Regions from separate parts of the Mus musculus genome. Here all the other regions are linked to region 2. The links are chromatin loops, found by intact Hi-C in ENCODE. Cell type or tissue: heart. All regions are shown on one strand.

Region 1 (2,500 bases), 250 kb before region 2:
GCCCCACAGTCTGCCTGTGTGTGTGTGTGTGTGTGTGTGTGTGTGTGAGAGAGAGAGAGAGAGAGAGAGAGAGAGAGAGAGAGAGAGAGAGAGAGAGAGATGAGAGGAGGGGGTTAGGGATACAGGATCCACTAAGAGCTGCCCAATATGGGTGCTGGGAACTGAACTTAGTTTTTTTTACATAACAGTACATGCTCTGACCTCTCCAGCCCCTCCACAGGATTTTAAATAAAGGTAAGACTGGATGACGTTTGTGGTCTGAGGGCTAATCAAACACTCACGTGCAAAGAGCCAGGCTTTAGAATCCGGTGTCTATGTCTTGGTCCCCCAGGAAGCATCTCATGTGAGAGAAAGTTCTAGCACAGAGGAAGGACTGGAAATGTCATGGAGGGTTAGGGAGCTAACCCATCCAATGCCAGCCTTCTCGAGAGTTCCATGGCTCATTCCCCATACCTGACCACCAGAGGGAAAGGGAAAGTCTAGAGTTCAGGGGCCAATGCCATGGTGGGGTCTTGGCCAATAGGTGCAAGGAAAAATGAGAGACACATGCTTCCTGTCTACTGAGTTGGGAGGGAAATGGAGGCACACGGGGACTTCCTGCCATTCTGAGGAGAGAGACGTGAGGAGGCAGCATCGAGGTACAGGGATGTTAAAGTGAGGTTTTGTGGGAACGCTTTCTGAGTTTCAGGTCCTCATGCACCTGCCTGGACTGAACGTCAATCTCTGGATCTTTGCCTCTTACACAGTGTAAACAATCAGACTCCTCTGTAGGACTCCACTAATAACCCTGCGTTCTGGGAATTCTGCCTCCCTCCTCCAGCCCAAGAAGGCTCCCACTACAGGGCACAGCCCAAGGAGCTGGGCCTACCCTCGGAGGACATGGCTTCAGCTCCCTTGCATCCACAGAGAAGCTCGTTTACAGCTGATATGTTGTCCCATTTCCCTTCCTCTTCCCCTTCCCCCAACCCAGACACTGGAAGGTTTGTTCCTGGGATGCCCCTGGACTTCCCTGCTGATGTCACCCTGCACCTGGTCACTAGAGGGCGCTAAGACCTCACTGCCACCCTTCTTTAATATAGGTGGACAGACTCCAAGTGGGGAAATCCCTGCAGGGTTCACGGGGTGACTAGCCAAAAGGTAGATGAGAATATATGCCCAGGAGGCTGTGCTTGTCACTACATTGGCAAACTACTTGCCTAGCATGCACAGGGCCTGAGTCCTGTCCCTGCACTGCCTAAGCCTGAAGGGGCAGACCACAGCTGCAATCCCAGCACTCCAGAGGAAGATGTAGGAAGCTTAGAAGTTCAAAGTCATTTTCAGCGACATGAGAAATTTGGAAATCATCCTGAGTTACACATGCCCCTGTCTCAAACAAACACAGAACTATAAACTGTCATAGAACTTTCAATTAAAAACCTATGGCTTATAGGACAGGATAGAGTAGAGGGTGGGACATTCAGGGGGCAGAAAGAATTCTGGGATAGAGCCAGGTGCTGAAGATGACCCCAGAAAGATGTGCTGAGACGGACACATGGTACCTGAGCATAGGTAACCAGCCACATGGCAGAATGTAGGTTAACATAATTGGGTTATTTTAAGTAATGATCTGATAAGAGAAGAGCCTAGCTATATGGCCAACATATTTGCAAATGTATTTTGAGTCCGAGTCTTATTTTGGGGAGCATGGGACTGGAGGAAGAATCAGACCTAACTTCTACAAAGAACATGTGCCAGGTGCTGACGGATTGAGAAGGGTGTGGGGCCCTGTGTACCATCCTTTCTACCTCCCTGCTACTTGGGCATCGGCTGCACATTCAGTAGGGGTCTCAGGGTGTTCTAGAAAGTTCCTGGAGAGTGACTTGGAAGTGGGCAGGTGAGAGAAGGAAGAGCATTGGAGAAGTTCTGTCAGTCGGAACAATCGAGCAGAGGCCTGAAGGCTGGGAGGACAGCAGCTGTCAGGTCAGACCGAGAAGTGGCCAGAGCTCATCAGAGTGGTCACTGTCAGGGCTCCAGGCTCTGCCTCTCTCTATTGTCTGCCTGAGGAAGGCTGGAGCATCCCTTAGCCTATGCTAAGCTGTCACTCACTGCATTCTCTCATTGTACCCTGAATGTCCTCTGTCATTTAGGTCATTACCACTTCAGAGAGCATCTGCCCTGAAGTAATTTGTACTATGTGTTTCTATGTGCACGTATACATGTATGTGAGTACATCCGTCCACATGTTCATGTATGTTTTCATATGCGTGGTGGAAGCCAGAGGTTCACAAGAGTATCTTCCTTAATAGCCCTCCACCCTACTTTTTGAGTCAGGGCTGCTCACCAAACCTAGAGCTCACCAATTCAGCTAGATGGCTGATGAGCAAGCCCCAGGGATCCAGCCTCTGACTTCTCTTTGCTGGGATCATAAGCATGTGCTGCCCACATCTGGCTTTCACACAGGCACCAGGACTGAGACTCAGGTCCTCATGTTTGCACGGTGAGTGATCTATCAACTGAGCCA
Region 2 (2,500 bases):
GCCGGCTCCGCAGGGCGCCCGGGCTCCTTGGCTCGGCCACGCATCCTTCCTGGCCGGAGACAGGCTCACGCTAAGCGCTCCAGCTGCAGCGATCCAGCGAAGGCAGGCAGATGGTGGCCTCGGACCATCCACGCGGGGAGAGCCCTGAGCAGCTTATTCAGTTATATCCATGGCATTTAGCAAGAAGAAGGGGCGGGAGGGGGAGTACAACTTGTGCTCTTCTCTTCCAGATTTTAAAAAAATAAGGGGGAAAAAGGATAAAAAAAGATAATCCCTTCTAGGAAGATGAGGGTAGGATTTTCCTTGTTGAAGAACCCCCCTGGCATCCCCAGGAACCTGCAGCCTCTTGGAATGTGGGATGTCTTCAAGTTCAGACCAGTCTGTCGTGTGTGTGTGTGTGTGTGTGTGTGTGTGTGAGCAAGGCACTCACACCCACAGGCACACACACACATACACTCCCCCGCACTCCCCGCATGCACACCACTGGCCCCCCCCACGCGTGCGCGCAAAGCGCTCTCTCTCTCTCTCTCTCTCTCTCTCTCACACACACACACACACACACACACACACACACACACACGCAGCGGTCGCACGCACGGATCTGTGAGGATGCTGTGCGGGTTATGCAGGCAGCTGCGGCCAGCGGTGCAGACAGCCTTAGAAACCCAAGGCGCCCCAGGACTCCGAGGCAGAGCGAAGCGCTCTGTCCCCGCCGGGCTCTCCAGCACTGCAGCCCCCAGTGGCCGCTGGCGGAGCTGCAGTAGCTCCGGACCCCAGATCCTGCTTCAGCCGGGATCCACAGCCCCGGAGGATCCTCGGTTCTAGCAGCGTTGGTTCGGAGTAAATGGGTTGGAACTGCAGCCCAGCGGGGCCGCGAGCCCTGAGAACCCCGAGGACCCGCTTGATCCGCCGCGCAGTGACACGACAGCTCCTGCGCACGGTTATCCCCGCGGCCAGGTCGAGTCCGTACTGCCGCCTCTCGTGCAGAGTACGCCTTGCACACAGCTACCAGCCCGCCGCCTGCTGGAGGAAAATTGGACCGCGTTGGCTCGGGGCTGCGGGTGGGGTTGGTGATGGGAGGATCGTGCCCACCCAGCCCTGAACCCAGCTAGGAGCCATCACTTTGGCTCCTATAGCAACCCGTGCTAGTTGCACACGACACACACGACAGACTTTTCCTGAACATTTCAAGACTGTCTAGGCGAATGGAAGCTCTTGTTTGACAGCCCAGCAGACCATCCTCCTCCACCCACCCTCACGTGACATAGTACGATTCCGAGGTTCTAGATTAAAGCGAAATGTCTAAGGCACGTGGTAGGTAGCAGAGTAATCACTCTGGGCTGGTCGTAGGCTTAGAATCACCAAACTAGTTCAGCAGAGTCTTAGTGGCCTCTGGGCTCTCAGTGGCCAGTTTCTGGGGAAGGTAAGCCTAGGGTTTGAAGTGCCGCCGTATATTTCCCTGTAGAGGACATGAACTGGGGAATGCCGATGTTGCTCCAGCTCTTAAAACCAAGGGCAAAGAGCATGCCTCGATTCATGTCTGCTTTCGCTTGTTCCGTGCACCTGTCCCAGATACCCACAGGGAGGCACATGTGTCATGTGGATTATGTCTCTGTGGTCCAACAGTGGCTCGGCTAGACAGGGCTGTACAGAAGAACCTGTCTCTTGCCTATCTGGGCACCCCAGCTGGGTGCATACCTACTGAGGCGCAAACAGCGAGGGAGGTCTCCTGCAGGGCAGGAAGGAAACTGTCAGATTGGTACGCCACAAAGACCCTTGGTGACAAGCTCTTCCCTGCAAAGATTCTGGGTAGCCTGACAGAAAGGAGGTATGGTTAGGATGCAGCTCAGGGTGTAAGGGGTGGGCTGGCCCTGGAAAGAGGGAAGGTGACTCCAGGAAAGAGGCAAGCAGGAGCAGTGGTAGAGGTGGGAAAGAGAGGAAGACATGAATTGCTGAACCTGAGAGAACATGAAGAAAAGAAGGGGACACAGGGGCAGGAAAGAGGCACCTGCTCAGAGCATTCCTCTTTGGTTACCTGGGTTTTGCATAGTGTCATAATTAAGAACTATATTACTATAATGAACATAATAATTTAAAAATGAAACTAAATAGAATAATTTTTAAGGTGGATAGAGTGGAGAGGGCATGCAGTCTGAGGTAATGTCTGAATTCTCCCGATGGGGCGGGGCTGAAGGCTAGACTACTCTAAGTAGACTCATCTATGAAAAGATGGCACTGGAAGAGCAAGGTTAGGCACAGGACCGGACAGAGCTGCATTGAGAAAAGGAAAGATGTTAGAAAGACAAAGACAGAATGGAAGGAAACAATAAAGAAACACTGGGTGTGGGACAGGGCACAGCTAAGACCTCGTTCCTGGAAGAAAGCCAACACAGCTACTCTAAAAGAGACAGAACCCAGGTCCTGAGTAATTTAAAGGATAATTCTATAGGGATTGCCTCAGCATGAACTGAGTTTGGGGACTGGACTTAGATGTCCTAGG
Region 3 (2,500 bases), 100 kb before region 2:
GATCATCAAAGAGGGCTCACGATGGCCCAGGGGCACACAACTAATTAAAGCCGGGGTTTGGAGGGACGGCCAGGAAAGCATCTTCCCAGTCACGGGGTCCAGTCTTAAAAACACCATTGCGAGTTCACAGGGCCCCAGGCACTCGCCCCCCTCTGGCTCCTTTCTCCATAAAAACGTATTAAAAATGATATTTTATAATTTTATTTGTAGAAGGGTAAAGATAATCCAGATTTGACTGAAACATAAATGTTTTCTTCAGGGGCTGGTGAGATGGCTCAGTGGTTAAGAGCACCGTCTGATCTTCGGAAGGTCCTGAGTTCAAATCCCAGCAACCACATGGTGGCTCACAACCATCCATAACGAAATCTGATGCCCTCTTCTGGAGTATCTGAGGACAGCTACAGTGTACTTACATATAATAGATAAATAAATCTTTTTTAAAAATGTTTTCTTCAACCCTGAGAGTTCTGGACACTCTAGGAGCCCTATAAGTGCTGGGTTACTTAGAGGGAATTGGCCAGGGCAGTGGTGGCACACACCTTTAATCCCAGCACTTGGGAGGCAGAGAGAGGCAGATTTCTGAGTTCAAGGCCAGCCTCTGGTCTATATAGTGAGTTCCAGGACAGCCAGGCCACACAGAGAAACCCTGCCTCAATTAAAAACAAAAACCAAAAAACAAACAAACAAAACTTAGAGGGAACGGCTCATAGACTACTATCTGTTTTAACCCAGGCAAACTTGTATACATCCTTCAAAACCTCAGCTTAAACCTCCCAAGGCTTCTAGAGAAGGCCTCTTGTCCATCTTTCCTTGGTATGCCTACTTTCTACACCTTGCTCTTGGGCATCATTGTACTTGACTGTTTCCCCAACACCCTACCCGGACCCAGCTCCTATCAGCCAGAGCCTCAGGGCCTCAGAGCTGTCTACCCAGCCCTGTCTCTAGGAAGTGAATGATGTACAGCTTTCTCTTTCTTTCCTATCCTGGCTGGACCCCTGGGGATGTTTCAGCCTTGATAGGAAATGGCCCAGACGTTGCTTCCCTGAATCTCTTCTTCCTTCTTTGTTAATTAAAATCATGCATGCTGTTTGATTGTGGGGACTAATTGACAGCCAGGGCTAGCGACTGTTGTAGCACATTACATCTGTAGAATTCCAATGCTTGGCTGGAGCACAGAGTCAAGTCAGAGGCTGAGGACCGGGCTTGTGTTCTCTGAGTCCTTTCTCAAAGGCTCTTTTAAGAAGTCTGATAATCAGAAGGGCGATGTGTTTTCTAATTAAAAGCGGTTCCCTTTCTGCCCCCCACCCCCCACCCCCAGCTTTGTTTTGGCTTCCTTCCCTGAGTCAAGGGACCTCCTGGGAGGCTGGCTAAGAAGAGACTCACAGGCTCTCAGAACCTATGGCAATCTCTGAGGACAATGTGACCTGGCTGCCTGCCTCCAGCAAGGTTATCTCTATGCTTCCCTTGCTGGAAGCCCAGAGAGGTTAGGTGTGGCACACAAGGTCACACAGCTGGAGGAAGATGTTGCTGTACTCTGTGGTAGGCTGGAGCAAACAGCCAGTCACTGGGGACAAATAAACCTTGGGAATGATGGGAAGTATTTTCCCAGCATCCTCCAGTTTTCCCTGTGGGGCTGTTGAATTAGCCCTGTCTCTCTCAAGAACCAGACCCTTGTATGGGCAGCTAACAGTTGGGAGCTTGTAGCCTTAACCCACTCAGGACAGCCCTCTCTGCGGTCTGTACTCTGCTCTGCTCCTGTCTTCTGTTTCTCAGCAGCCATAGCAGTGACTCATTGAACCTCTCTTGCTTTGGGGCCTGATGCATCTCCATATCAGACAGTGCCACAGGCTGCTGTGTAGGGCACACAGGGTAGGGCATCCTCAGGTGAACTCCTGGAGGCCGTCTTCTCCCTGTAGGAATTAGAGTTTGGGGCTCCTGTGCACAGTCACAGAGAGGAGCCAGTGAACGGAGTCCAGAGGCCCTATGCACAGTCCTGGAGGGACCAGCCGGAGCCTTCAGCCTCAGCTGCTGCACAGTGTCATATGTGCCCTGCCCCCACATATTCCTTCTGCCACAACCCCCAGGATAAGGTCGGAGCCACTCTACATTGACCCCTTCTTGAGTTGTCAGGACAATTTTAGGACGTGAGATGATGACAGTATGCATTGTGTCGCACCGCCACCATGGTTCAGAAGAGAGTCTACTTACTTACTCTGAAATCCATACAGTCATTTATATCTCACAACAACCTAAAGAGTCAACACCATCACTACCTGTTTTACAGGTAGGGAAGCAGAGGAGAAGCCTCAGAGAGGAATTAACCACTCATTCACATAACTCAAGGAGCCAACTTGCTGGTCCACATTGGTTCTTTTTAAAGGAACCAGTCATTGTGGTAGCTTTATAGTGGATCACACAGTAGGTATTCACAAACACACTAAGGGTGTTAGACTGAATCCAAGACTGTGCCCCATGCCCACCACACCCCACACCCCTGGGA

What was found. Hi-C counts contacts between places; a loop is a spot of excess contacts. Peaks named below come from ENCODE experiments on the same cell type or tissue, not always from the same donor. Only the 100,000 strongest peaks of a DNase experiment are listed, where the experiment ranks them.
Region 1: it touches region 2 in a loop (9-fold over the local background); 30 of 42 quality-filtered maps call a loop at or near these places.
Region 3: a loop joins it to region 2, with 2.2 times the contacts of the local background. A loop is called at or near these places in 4 of 42 quality-filtered maps.

The regions. Positions count from the first base shown.
Region 1 is chr17:49,181,202-49,183,701 of GRCm38, reverse strand. No RefSeq gene overlaps it. Among named protein-coding and RNA genes, the nearest start is that of Gm30475, 9.8 kb to the right of the region's middle. In heart, a CTCF peak has its summit at 1,041 (motif pointing right); no DNase peak of the experiment used is centred here; H3K27me3 peaks cover 1,902 bases.
Region 2 is chr17:48,930,278-48,932,777 of GRCm38, reverse strand. Lrfn2 (leucine rich repeat and fibronectin type III domain containing 2) reads right to left here and starts at 196. Exons shown (of 3, transcript NM_027452.3): 1 at 1-196. In heart, CTCF peaks have their summits at 762 and 975; a DNase peak (open chromatin) is centred at 857; H3K4me3 peaks cover 1,263 bases; H3K27ac peaks cover 628 bases; H3K27me3 peaks cover 2,170 bases.
Region 3 is chr17:49,032,463-49,034,962 of GRCm38, reverse strand. All of the region lies in intron 1 of Lrfn2 (leucine rich repeat and fibronectin type III domain containing 2), which reads right to left. Among named protein-coding and RNA genes, the nearest start is that of 1700008K24Rik, 80 kb to the left of the region's middle. In heart, no CTCF peak of the experiment used is centred here; a DNase peak (open chromatin) is centred at 1,482; H3K27me3 peaks cover 927 bases.